2 separate regions of the Homo sapiens genome follow, and region 1 is linked to region 2. Evidence: chromatin loops called from intact Hi-C (ENCODE). Cell type or tissue: ascending aorta. All regions are shown on one strand. Each heading gives the region's core, and the rest is flanking DNA. Links, peaks and the distances in the headings are about the cores only. Region 1 holds the start of PCAT29 (prostate cancer associated transcript 29). Region 2 has its middle 40 kb from the start of LINC00593.

The links. Hi-C counts contacts between places; a loop is a spot of excess contacts. Peaks named below come from ENCODE experiments on the same cell type or tissue, not always from the same donor. Only the 100,000 strongest peaks of a DNase experiment are listed, where the experiment ranks them.
Region 1: a loop joins it to region 2, with 2.7 times the contacts of the local background. A loop is called at or near these places in 4 of 110 quality-filtered maps.

What each region holds. Positions count from the first base shown.
Region 1 is chr15:69,592,168-69,598,633 of GRCh38, forward strand. It overlaps PCAT29 (prostate cancer associated transcript 29), which reads left to right and starts at 33. Exons shown (of 4, transcript NR_126438.1): 1 at 33-146. In ascending aorta, for the core only: a CTCF peak has its summit at 3,540; DNase peaks (open chromatin) are centred at 2,324, 2,644 and 3,484; H3K4me3 peaks cover 1,672 bases; H3K27ac peaks cover 2,500 bases.
Region 2 is chr15:69,792,247-69,798,712 of GRCh38, forward strand. No RefSeq gene overlaps it. Among named protein-coding and RNA genes, the nearest start is that of LINC00593, 40 kb to the right of the region's middle. RefSeq lists enhancers at 2,049-2,551, 6,193-6,466. In ascending aorta, for the core only: no CTCF peak of the experiment used is centred there; DNase peaks (open chromatin) are centred at 1,965 and 2,995; H3K4me3 peaks cover 1,318 bases; H3K27ac peaks cover 2,500 bases.

The sequences.
Region 1 (6,466 bases), core at 2,097-4,596, 200 kb before region 2:
ACTCATCTGCTAATCACTGGGGCACACTGCTGGTTATTATTACCTGAGACCCTGAAAGGAAGCACTAAAGAAATGAAGACAGAGGAATACCAGGAGAGAAAGGAGGTCCAGTTAGACCTAAAGGTGGGCAAGAAGAAGAAGAAGAGGTGAGATCCTCAGTATTGAACAAGTACAGTGCAGCACATAGGTGATGTCTTAATAGGGGTCTTGGTCAATAATTGTTTGGTTGCAAGAAATAGAAGTATTATAAATTTAACTCTCAGTAATAACAATGATTTCGTTGGAAGGCTATGAGGAATCTCACCGACTTCAAGGGCAGGGATGACAACCAGACCCGTGAGAGGCTCAGAGACTTTCCTAGCTTCTTGCCTGTGTTTCTCTGGGTGTTTTTTTTTTTTTTTTTTTCATCTCAGCTTATCTCAGTAGCTTTGTTTCATTCTTTTCTCTGCAGACTGGCTTTCTCTGTTTTGCCTTTTCTTTTTCTCCTTCTTTCTTTCCTTCCTTCTCTCTCTCTTTCTTTCTTTTTTTTTTTTTTTTTTTTTTTTTTTGACAGAGTTTTGCTCTTGTTGCCCAGGCTGGAGTGCAATGGCACAATCTTGGCTCAGCGCAACCTCTGTCTCGTGGGTTCCAAGCGATTCTCCTGCCTCAGCCTCCGGAGTAGCTGGGATTACAGGCATGCACTACCATGCCCGGCTAATTTTGTATTTTTGGTAGAGACGGAGTTTCTCCATGCTGGTAAGGCTGGTCTCGAACTCCCGACCTCAGGTGATCCACCCGTTTGGGCCTCCCAAAGTGCTGGGACTGCAGGCATGAGCCACCACACCCGGCTGTTCTGCCTTTTCTAGGTTTTAACTTGTTCACTTAAACTTGGACATGATCTCTCAGGTTATGGGCCCAATACCAAGAATCTAAGTCCAGAGACCCAGGAGACAGAATCTGATTGGTCAATGGCTAGCCAATGGGGTGCCTCCCCTCAGTCAGGAGTCCATTGCTGTTCCAACAGCTGCAGCCAGGGAGAGGTACGTGAATGTGGATAAACATGGTGGCAGGGACAGTTCCTGTGGGTGGTCAGAAAAGGAGGCACTGACTGAGCAGGCAGCACATTGGCTAACATGTCTGCTGTGGGGAAAACTGGAATGACTTGGCTGTTGGATAAAATACTCAACCACATGTAGAAAATGCCCACCATGTATTTTTAAAAATGAATAGCTTCTGAAGGTTGGAGTCCAGGCTGCCATAAGGGTCTACATAACACTTGATTTCCAAGGAGTTTCCCCCTCGTTTTCCAAGTCTTTGGAGAGAGCAGTTAGTAGAAAATGTTAATGGCCAATTTTAGCAAATGACCATTTTGGTACTCCCAGGCCACTAGGGCTGGCTAGAGCTAATTTTTAGAATGCCCCCTTGATGATCCTGGCAACTTGTTTCATATTGACCTGGAGACACGGCATGGGCCCAGATCCAAATGTACTGCTAAGCCTACATTTGCTGTACTTGTGGGCAAGGAAAAGCCACCCCAATTACTCCATGTGGATTTCTCGTCTCAGAATATTCCATGGCTTGTCTGGTCTCACTGCAGAACTGCGGGGTGTGGTTGGGCAGGTTGCACACGACTGTGCTCATGACTCCCCTTAGACTCACACGGGAGCCTTGATTCCACGCTGGTTGCACGGTTTCATTTCTGTGCCTCCAGGTTCTCCCTCTGGACTGTGAGCTCTGGGATGCAAGAGATGCGACTTCCTCTTCTATTGCTTGCCCAAGGGGCTTGTGTAGGCCTGGCCACTCGTTTCTCTCCCCGTTCCTTCTGTCCCTCCGAGAAGACACTCAGACCCTGCCACCCATCCTCACACCGGATGTGAATGGAGGTCACTGCAGTCCCTCTCCTGGGCTACGCTTTAGGGCCCACTCTCATGGTGGCAGAGTCAATGTTGGCATCTGTTAAAGGGACCTCAGCCCAGTGGGCGGGGAGAGTGCTTTCCTGCAGAGCGGGTTGTGCTCAGTTGTGAACTCACAGCCAGCGCTGGTGAGACAAGCTCCAAGGCAGAGGCTAGTTTTCTCGGTCTTCCTCATGAACACGTGGTGGCTGCATTAGCTTATCCACAGGGTCCTCCTACTCTAAGCTTCTGGTCCCAATCAGTAAGCGACTGGCCCCTACTAGACCCCCACCTACTGGGTATTTGACTGATGGATGGAGTCACCATCTGTCTGCTTGGGCACCTGGAGCCCCTGAGCTCCAGTCCCTGCAAGCCTTTCCCTGCAGAGCCCAACCGCAGGGTTTGGCTGATAGCCTGGAACTGCCTCACCATCATTTTTCACTGGCCCCACCCCAAAGGACAGCCTCCCCAAGTAACCTTTTTCAATTGCTCCAACTTCCCTGGAGTGTTGACTTAGCCAGAGAGCACGCTCCCTCTCTAACCTCGGTGTGTTTGCTCAGCGGAGGAGCGGGCATTAGGTCCGCTTGACTCCATGAGCACACAGGTTCCTCTGTCTTTACAGGAGCGTCCCACGGAGGGGGTGCGGCGGGGGGCAGGGGAGACTGAGGAGGGAGGCGCAGCTTCCTGTTCTGCTGCCGGTTATCACAGGCTGTTCTAATGCTGCTCAAACAATATTGAGAATAACCCCGGCTCAATAGCACCAGTGTTAGGCTGCAAAGTCAATATTGGCTGAGCAAACACAGCAAATAAGGAGTTGCTATTTGCGTAGCTATGAGTACTTGTGTGCTCCGGCTGCCTCGACAGGGCCCTTGGAAATGAATGGGAAGGAGGAGGGTGTCTGGAGGTGGAGTGGGTTCCTGAGAGGGGATAGGCCAGGGTTTCTCACCTTGGCATTGTTAACAATTGGGGCCGGATGGTTCTTTGTTGTGGGGGAATATCCTCTGCGTTGTAGGATGTTTAGCAGCAGCCCTGGCCTCTGCCCTCTAGATGCCAGTAGCACCCGCTCCTGATTGTCCAGAGAAACCAAAATGTCTCTTGACATTGCCACATGTCCCCTGGGAAAGGACAGAGGGCAAAACCTCCCCCTGCTGAGACACACTAGGCTAGGTGCAGGACAAGGCTGAGGAGCAGACGGGCTAGAAAAGAGAGAAGGGCTGGGAGGGGCTCACTATGCCTCTTTGACCCTCCTGCTTTCCAGCTGGGGCTCTCCCCAGTCTCTTGTGAGTGCCAAGAAAAGCCAGCCTTTTTAAGAACTAGATGCAATGTACAAGTGCCTCTTCGATAGAAGAGCCTTTTCAGCTGCTGGCTGGATGTCCGTGGCCACCTGCTTACCCTTGCCCTGTCTTGGAACTCACTCCTGTTCTCCACCCCGAGAAAGAGAGAGGTGGTGAGATGCTCAGATAATTTATGTCTGTCTCTCTCTTGTAGAATTTCTGGCATGTTTTGCCCTGGCCGGTGACCTTCTCAGTCAGACATGCCTATTTATAACAATCTGTCCCTGGCTCTACTTCCTCCCCTTTGCCACAAGGGATTGGCTCGTGCATTCTTGAATGCTGCAAGTGGCCAAGGCTGGGCCTGTGGGAGGGCATGGGGCAGGGAGGGGAGCCAGGCACGCTGGCCAGAGGGCCTCCCTGGGGACAGGCTGCACCAGCTCAGTTCTCCTTCAGGCTCTGCAGGGTCACATCCAGGTTCACCTTTGGTCCGCTACTGGGAGGGCGATAGAGAGAGCGCTTATAGCCTGGTGAAGGCCAGGGCTGCCTCAGGGGCTGTCTGTGCCATAGTCACCAGTCCTCATTGCTGGGCCATAGCTGGAGCAGAAAGACGCCCAGAGAGGCTGTGCTGAGGGGCTCCGAACACATCTTGATGCCTGGAGACTTCTCCTCCAGGCCGGGCTGCCACGGCTCCCAGGTTGGGGTGGATTAGGAATGAAAAGAATGACACTGACCATAAATGAGCATTAGACACTGCTCCTTTTTGAATGTTGATCCTTTTGGTTGTGGTGGGAGTGAAGGGAAGCCCGTACTTGGAGCAGAAGGGGAGCCCGTACTTAGGCAGCTGTGATGATGTGGGGGTCATGATTGCCATACCATTGGCCTTGGCTTCAGAAAGTGGCATCTTGGGAGGAAGGAAAACTCCTGGATCTCCAGACGTTGAGAAGGAAAGAGCAGGCAGGCAGAAGAGAACCGGGCAGCCTAGGCGTGAAGCAGCTGCAGGAAGGTGGACAGCTGTGATTTTTTTTTCCTTTTTTTCAAAGTTAGCACACACCTTATGCACCACTCTATTTGGCCTCTCTCCTTCCCTCCTTCCTTTGACAGAGGAGGAGAAGACATTTGAGAAACCTACCGCATGCGACTCCTTCCTAAAGGTACTTGCACAAGAATGTTTCACAGAGCAATGGAAGCCTTTCAAAACTTGTCAGAACCATTGCCTGATTTCTTTAGAGACTTGGCAGGGGGCAGGTTGGCATGATTAGACTCAAGCCCCAAAGATGGAAGCATTCCTGAAGCAGTCATCCTGATTGTGGGGCCACCTGGGGAAACAGGGATCCCTCCCTCCAAAGCTGATTCTGCATTTGGAGTGTCGGGGAGGGCCTCGGGGTCTGGCCCACCCCAGCTGGAGCCCCCCTGCTGTTGCCTTATCCTGGTGGCCCGCTTCCCAGCTCCCTGCAGGTGTATTTTCCTTTCTGCTTGGAAGATGGGTGATGTGGGCTGTGGTTGTGGAGAAAGAAGCCTCGGTGTTAGCAATGGGGATGGAGAGGTCCATCAGCTGGCTTCGGTCTCACCTCTCTGGCATCCTGGGATCTTGTGTCAGACTTCATTTGAAGAGTGGCTTCTGCTCTTAAAAAAAGAAAAGTTGAAGCTATAGTAGAAAACAGCGTGACTTTCAAGCCAGGGGTAACTGAGTTCCCACCCCTGTTCTTTCACTTACTGGACACATTCACAAGAGTGGATGTCACCCTTCTGAGTGTCACTTGTCCCACCCGCAACATGGGAACAGTAACATTCAGCCTCTAGGGCTGAAGCAAGGATAAAATGAGACTGCATGTGTGTGTGGTGACAGTGCCATGCTCAATGCCATAGACACTTGGGAAATGGAAGCCCTTGATTCCTTTGCCTTCCCCTCTAGATCCTGCTCAGCTTCCCAGGCCAGCCCAGGTTGAGGCGCTGCCAGGTGGTCCCTTGGGACCTTGCTTCTGAAGCCCCCCAGTGATCTCTTCTCTCTTTGAGAGAAGGAGAGTGATAGAAAGAACACCTGCAGTGGACTCAAAAGACCTGGCTTTAAATGCCGACTCAGCAACTTAGTAGCTGTAAGGCATCAGGCCAGTGACCTAACCTCTCTGAACTTTGGTTTTCTCATCTGGATAATGGGCCTGATGATACTTTCCTCCGAGGTGCCAGTAAGTCAGGAGAAGGCAGTGCTTCAGAAATGTGGGTCTAGTTATGAAGCCCCCTTTGGGGTTTGTTTAAAGTGCAGGTTGCTTATGTTCACTACTCGAAGCTTCTGATGCAGTTGGTCTGGGGTGGAGCCCAGGAATCTGCTTTATAAATAAGCCAGCAGGTGGCTGGGATGCAGGTGGCCCACCAAGAAAAAATATAGAGTGTGTGATCCCAGTGTCCTGGGTGCTCTCCAGACCGTGTCTGCAGGGGAGGCCCCCACATAGCACAAACACACCCTATCTGTCTCTCCAGCAGCTCAAGCAGGACCACCAGGAAAGTCTTCTCAATTGCCTCTGAGATTCCCCCCAAATGCCACCTCATGCTGCAGTCGCCACATGGGCCTGTCCAGTTCTCGCTATGTTAACATAGGCGAGAACATGGACAGTTAATCCATGAGGTGAGTTCAGAAATCCAGCAGTCTGAAGGTGTAAAGTGGAGGGAGATGAAGAGAGAGGGGTGGGCAGGGAGCAAGTCCTGAAATCTGAGCTGAGGATAGGTCTGGACTTTTCCTCCATGATCAGGAGCCATCAAAGGTGTGAAGCAGGAGAAAGACCACTTTGGTGGACCTATGGGGGATGCACCAGAGGAGGCAAGGCTGGAATCAGGACCCCCTTATGAGGAGGTTGTAGTGGATGGGGATAGAAGCCAGGTAGGGCTAATGAGAAGGGAGAAAGTGGATGGATTGTATCAGTTTCCTTTTTGCTGCTGCAACAAATTTTAAACTTAAAGCAACACAACTTAATTTTCTTACAATTCTGGAGGCCAGAAGTTCAAAATCAATCTACTGGGCTAAAGCCAATGTGTCAGTCTGGCTGGTTCCTTTGGGAGGCTCTAGGGTAGACGTTATTCCCAGATTGCCTTTTCCAGCTTCTAGAAGCCACCTGCATGTCTTGGCTCATGGCCCCTTTCTGTCATCCTCAATCCGCATTATTCCAGTCTCAGCTACCATCATCACATCACCGTCTATCTGACTCTGACCTTCCTGCATCCCTCTTATAAGGACTGTTGTGGATATTCAGGGCCCAGCTGGAAAATCTCATCTCAAGGTTCTTAATCACATTGGCAAATTTCTCTTTGCCATGTGAGTTAACATTCACA
Region 2 (6,466 bases), core at 1,527-4,026:
CACATCTGGTACACCTTTTTGGGTACAAGATTATACACCTGTGTGATGACTTTTACTGCTGGGAAGGATCTGCTGGGGATATTTGTTATCTCATTTTATCCTTACATCAATGTTATGAGATCAGCGTATGATCCCTGTTTGAAAGACACAGAAACTGAGGCTTAGGGATTTGTCCAAGGTCACCCAACCCCTTTTGCAGTGAAGCTAAGCCTTTTGTCTCTTTCCACTGCAACTCTCAAGAAGCAATTGGCTATCTGTGGCAACATGTCCAAAAATATGGAACGGTAGAACACTAGACCTTCACATGGACCTATGAGAGAAAGAAACAAATCTGTGGTCAAATAAGACTGGGAAATGAGGCATGTTTATCTAACTCCTCTCGGAGATTCACAGAGCACAGGAGAATACTGATGGTTCTGATGAATCCTGCAGGCTTTAAGTCATTGTTGGTTTAAATCATTGTTTAAATGTCTCTCTCTGACAAGGTTCCTCCAGCTGAAAAGGGTAAGAGGTTGACGGCTAGGTGACTCCAGGTAAAGTCTTGGATTGTCTGACCAAGTTGCTTATCATCTCTGTTGGGGTTTTGGGGAAAGGATAAACAGCATTTTGGTACTTCTCCCACTTAGTTCAGAACAAATTGGGAGATTGCTGGAGGGGTCATTCAGATGAAGATCAAAATATCAGCACCTCTGACACGTGCTACTCAGACAGGGATGCTCGGGTCCCTGGGAGGATGGACTCAGCACATCTTCTGAGTCAGCTTGGCTTAGCCTTTTCCTCCCTGACGCAGAGCCAACAGGCTGATTGCAGGCCCACCCTCAGAGGCTGGGCCCAGGGCACCTCTCAGCAGGCAAGCAGATCCCCTGGGGGAAACTCAGAGCGGCAGAACTCCTTCACCCAAACTCACCATTCAGGTAAGTTGCTGCTTCTCCCAACATGCTCCCACCCCTGGTTTCCTTACTTGGCACATAGAATTAATGAAACCCATTCTTTCTGTCTACAAAGGTTGTTAGCGGGGTGCCACAAAAGGCAATGGGGAAATACACTGAAAAATATAAACTGTTAAATTACTTTATTCAGGTATCAGTTCTCATACTCTTCTTATAAGGCTGATAGTTATGTTAAATGATTGATTCATTGATTCATTCATTCATTCAACGAAGATCTCATTTGTGAAGCACAACCTAGGTGCTGGTAGACAAAGAACAGCACTTCTGCTCAAGGAGAAAGAAAACGTTGAACTCCTATAGCCCAAGCTCCTGTCTGCAGACGAGGAAGCAAAGTTCAAAACAATCAGGGCCTCCCCCGGCGGCTGGGTTGGCTGGGGCGACAGAGCCACCACTCACCCCCAACTATGTCATGCTCCGTCCCACCTCTGTGCCTTTGCTCACTCTGCCTGACACCTCAAAGGCCCTCTCCACGTCTCTCCCTCCACCCAAATTCTGCCTATTCTTAGAGACTAGCTCCAGACCCGTTTCCCTGATGAGCCATTATATATTTTGGTCCCCCTTTGCTCGGAACTCACTGAGCCCTTACTATCTGCTGTGCTCATCTTAGCACTTGATTTTCTCCAATGGTTTTATGGGGCTATGTGTCATCTCCTCACTTACTGCCCTCTGCCCTGTCTTGGGTGCAGGAGGGGTCAGGGAGGGCTGTTTGCTGATGGCCTGCTGATGGATTTAGCCAGCCAGGGAAGGTGGCAGGCTGACGAGGATCTCATTTTCCCCTCTCGCTGACATGTTCCTAATTCGGCCTTATGAGATTTTTCTGAGATGTCAGCTGTGCTGTTTGGAGCTGGGCTGCAAAAGGCAGTATGTCCAGTGGCAAGGGGAATGGCACGTGGGAAGGGCTTGGCAGAGGGCAGGGGTGTCTGCCGCCTTTCCCAGCCTCCAGCAGGGTCTCGGAATGTTCTGGCCCACTTTGGAGTCTTAAAAGGACATGTTGGGATAAAAAAAACACTTACAGAGATTTTTGGAATGTGGGCCACAGAGAGAACATAATAGAAGGCCAAGGCTAAGGTCCTCCAAGGAGAATCACACGAGACCTGAGGGGGCCTGGGGCCGGGTGCGTGAGGACACATTCTCATGGGATGCCATCTCATAATGAGTGCCAACAGGACAGCTGGCCCCAAAGTGGCATTCCCCAGAAATGACTGCACTGCACTGGGTTTTGTCTCTGTGGCCTGTGACAGACCACTACCCTGTGCCTCAGTTTTCTTGTCTGTAAAAAGGGACAATTGGACTTCATCAGAGGCCACACATTAGTCTCAGGTGCTTTCTTTTTAAATTTGAATTCTTTCTATATTTAAAATGGGAATGTTTTACATTATCATTGTATTTTCTGGCTGTTCTTAAAAAAAAAAAACAAAAACGAATGTCCAGAAATCCTGCGCCTGCTCAGCAATCATCTGTGTGGCAGTCATCCCCCAAGTCCTGGCTTTCCTTTCCCTTGATGTGACCTTGTGTTCCCCTTGGGCATTCAGGCTTGTCCCCAACCCTTGCCCTGGCCACACACTTCCTGGGGTTCCTTCCAGCGTGGGCATCTGTGGTTAGGAGTGGACAGTGGGACGGGAGCTCACTGGGACAAGCAGTGCCTAAGGGCCCGGGCCCTAGGTGCTTAGCACGGCGCCTTCACTACCCACTGAGTGACCCTGGGGAGCCACCTCCCCCGTGCTTTCATTTTCCTCATCTATTAAAAGAGGGAGGTGGTTGAAACCATCAATAAGATCCTTTCAAGCTCTCACTTTTGATTCAGGCAAAAATGCCATTTGCCTGAATGAAATGGAACTGTGATTTCAATGCTGTGGAATGTGGCCGTCCCAGCCCTTGAAAACTTCATGACAGAGAGTGAGAGAGAGAGGAAGGAAAAGAAGGAAAGGGGACCCTAGCTAGTAGTGAGGTCTGAGCAAGTATGTGGCTCAGGCCGACCTGCTGAGACTGCTGGTGGGGTTGAAAGAAGCAACCCAGTCTCCTGGAATTCCTTCCAGGTCAAGGTCTTGGAATGCCTCCAACCCCACCCTTTCCAGAAGCCCAGGGCTCTAGGTTAAAGCTGAGGGTGTACAAATCAAACATTCACAGGGGTGGAGGCACAGCCAAATTTTTGGTGTACTCCGTGCCAATGGAGACTTCCTAATAAGTAGCCAGACTGAGGGAGAGTGTTTGGTCATCACGTGAGCAGGAGGGGCCTGCCCTGGGTGTCAGGAGACTCTGCGGTCACTCCAGCTCTTTCCTAATTGCTATTATTTTATTTATTTGGACTTCAATATTATTGACACCTCAATATTATAAAATAAATATTATTTTATTTATTTGGACCTTATTTATTTCTCATTTGTCAAACGAGCTTGAAGCAAACAAGTAATCGAGTCAACCTGTTCTATCTGACTCCTAAGAGGAAAAACAGGAGAGAACAGAAGCCAAATTCTTGGAAAGAAATGAATGTCCCACCAGGTGGCTTGTGGCGTTTCTTGGGAGAGTCCTCTCTGTGGTTTCTGTATCACATTTTCTCCGGGACAGTCTCACTGGCTCAGTACCATTGGGGGCCTGCCTGGTTCAGCCCCAGCAGACAGAGGGCTCCTTACTAAGCCTTCCAATCAGAGGGGCGCCCGCAAGCAGACAGAGACCTGAAGAAATACACACCACTCAGGGACTCAGCACAACCCACACACTGCTAGCTCTGTGGTCTCCTTAACCTGTACAGCATCCTCCCTGCCTCGGGTACTGAAGAAGGTGGGCAAGATGTCCCCTAGCTGCTGGGGAGGACCCCCAGAATCTTGACAGGCCTTGGGAATAGAGCCCTCTTCTGCAGGCAGTCCTTGGGAAGCTGGACACAGTGAGCTACAGAAGAAGTTTAAAGATCTGTTAGAGGCACAGATGTATCTAAATTCACAGGCAGTACTGTGAAGAGGCCTAGAAGGATGCTGGATTTAGGGGCCTGGCTTTGAAGTCCTGTCCTGATGACAGGGTACTGGTGGCCCATGATTTCATTTTCCTGAAGCCCCAGTTTCTGTACCTGTGTAATGGGGAAACACGCCTGCTGGCCCCCGCACAGCATCGTTGTGAGAAGAGATGGAAGAAGGTAGCTTTCAGGCTGGTTGGATAACTGCTGCCAATGGGAGCATGGAGTTGAGCAGCTGAACTTTTTTTTTTTTTTTTTTCAGACGGTGCCTGTCAGTCTCATTCTTGTTGCCCAGGCTGGAGTGCAATGGTGCAATATCGGCTCACCACAACCTCCGCCTCCCAGGTTTAAGCGATTCTCCTGCCTCAGCCTCCCGAGTAGCTAGGATTACAGGCATGTGCCACCACGCCCAGCTAATTTTTTTTTTTTTTTTTTTTTTTTAGTTGAGATGGGGTTTCTCCAGGTTGGTCAGGCTGGTCTCAAACTCCCGACCTCAGGTGATCAGCCCGCCTCGGCCTCCCAAAGTGCTGGGATTACAGGCGTGAGCCACTGCGTGCCCGGCAGCAGATGAACTTTCAATCGGAGCAATGGTATGATGGAAATGCCTGGGTAGAAAGGGGCTGAGAATGGGGGAGGGAAAGAGAATTGGCTGGATGGAGCCCCTGCCCCATCTCTGTCCCAAGGAGGCTATCAGTAGGGGAAGTAAGAGCCAGGGCTCTGGGCTCTGGAACCAGGCTGGCCTAAGTTTACATCCAAGGTCCCGAGAAGCTACGTGGCCCCAGGCAAGCTGTTGTACCTCTTTCAGCTTTTATTGCCTCTCTGTAAAATGGGGACAATATTCAGACCTCACAGAGTAGTTTGCAAGCTTAACGTGAAAAGGGATAACATATATAAAATGTCTAGTGCAGAGTCAGCACATCATACATGTAGCTGCTGGTATTTTCAACAACGTTTTGCTGTGGCTCACTTCTTCCAAGCAGGTAGTTCTAGGCAGCCCCCAGCCTGAGGATGGGTCCTGGCCCACAGGGAGGATGTGAAATGCTTCCTGGCTGAGGCAAGAATGACTTCAGCATCGGGTTCTGCCCGTGGCTGGAGCTCTGTGCTGCTGCCCTGATGGCTTCCTTGGTGTTGGGGTATCTGTCCTGCCTTGACCCCTGGCCCTGGCATCCCTCATTCCTGACCTAACCTATTCCTTCTTGACTCCTGGGCCTTGCCTCAACCATCCCCTTTTCAGCCTGCCTTGGTGGTGAGTGAGAGGAACTTGGGATCCAAGGCCCTCAATACCCTAGCCTTGAAGGAATCCGTGGAGGCTTACCGGTCTGTATGAAGCCAGTCTAGGGCTCCCCGAGGTGGTGCCTGTCCTATATCCCCTAATTTCCACCCTACAGGCAGAAATGAACTCACAGCTGATTTCTTCCCACCTGAAATTGCTCCTGCAGGCAACCCTAACAGGATCACTTTGAATCCCTGTGAGCTGCTCCTATAGCATCATGACCAAGGGCACAGGTCAGCTCTGAAGCCAGACTGCCTGAGTTTAAAATCCCAAGCCCATGACAATCTAGCTGTGTAACCTTAGGTCAGTGATGAAATTTTTGTGCATCTCATTTTCCCCACCTATAAAGATTTACCACATAGAATTCTCATGTGAATTAAATGAGATAATACAGTTCTTGGCACATAGTACATGCTCAATATATTCATCGTTATTTTCACTCCATTCCTCTGCAAATATCCACCTTAGATTTATGTCCAAATCCCTTCCCACCATCCCATGTTGGTGCTTCTTGGAGGGCGTGGTGCTCCCATGAACTCTCAGTCCTTAGGCCTGAATTTGAAATGTCTGGAGACTGACCTGGAGAGAAAACGAAGGGTCTGAATAATTGAATGGGAGGGATCCACGAAGGCCAGAGAGTGCGCTGGGGCAGCTTGTCTCCTTCTCAACTGCATTCACTCACCTGGATTGAGAAAGCAGAGATGCTGCCAGCTTGGGTAGAATAAGACCTCATCCTAAGGTCCCTCCCTTTGGATACACCACTCTTTCTCTCTGCAAGAAAAGAGAGAGAAAAAAGGTGAATTAAGCACACATCTGAGCCAGGTATGAGCAAGAGGCTGTTTCCGGGACCCCTTCTCCCTCTGACAAGCATCTAAGTTTCTGAGTAAGGAATTGCCCCAAAGACCCCTTTCATGTGCTTAATCCCCTTCCTAACTCAGACCCCGTGTAACCAGAGATACATGTTCATGCATCACCTCTGTCCTCAAGTTTATATCAGTGGCTGCTTCTATCTGGTGAGAAGGTAGAGGGGAGGGGTGGCCTTCTTGTGAGGCTCCATGCCTCACAAGTGCGGCAGTGTGGAGAGGCTGAGCAGGCTCGGCAGGCCAGCAGCACCCTGGGATGGCAGGCCTGGCAGGGCTGGTGCCATGGCAGCTGGCTTCAGGCCCACATCTCCAGTGAAGGCCTCAGAAAGCTTCTGAGCCCACATGAGGTGACTGGACTGGCTGCAAGGAGCTGTGTGAGTAGGAATTGGCCAGGAAAAGTGAACCCCCATTGGGCAAATTCTGGTCCCAGGCC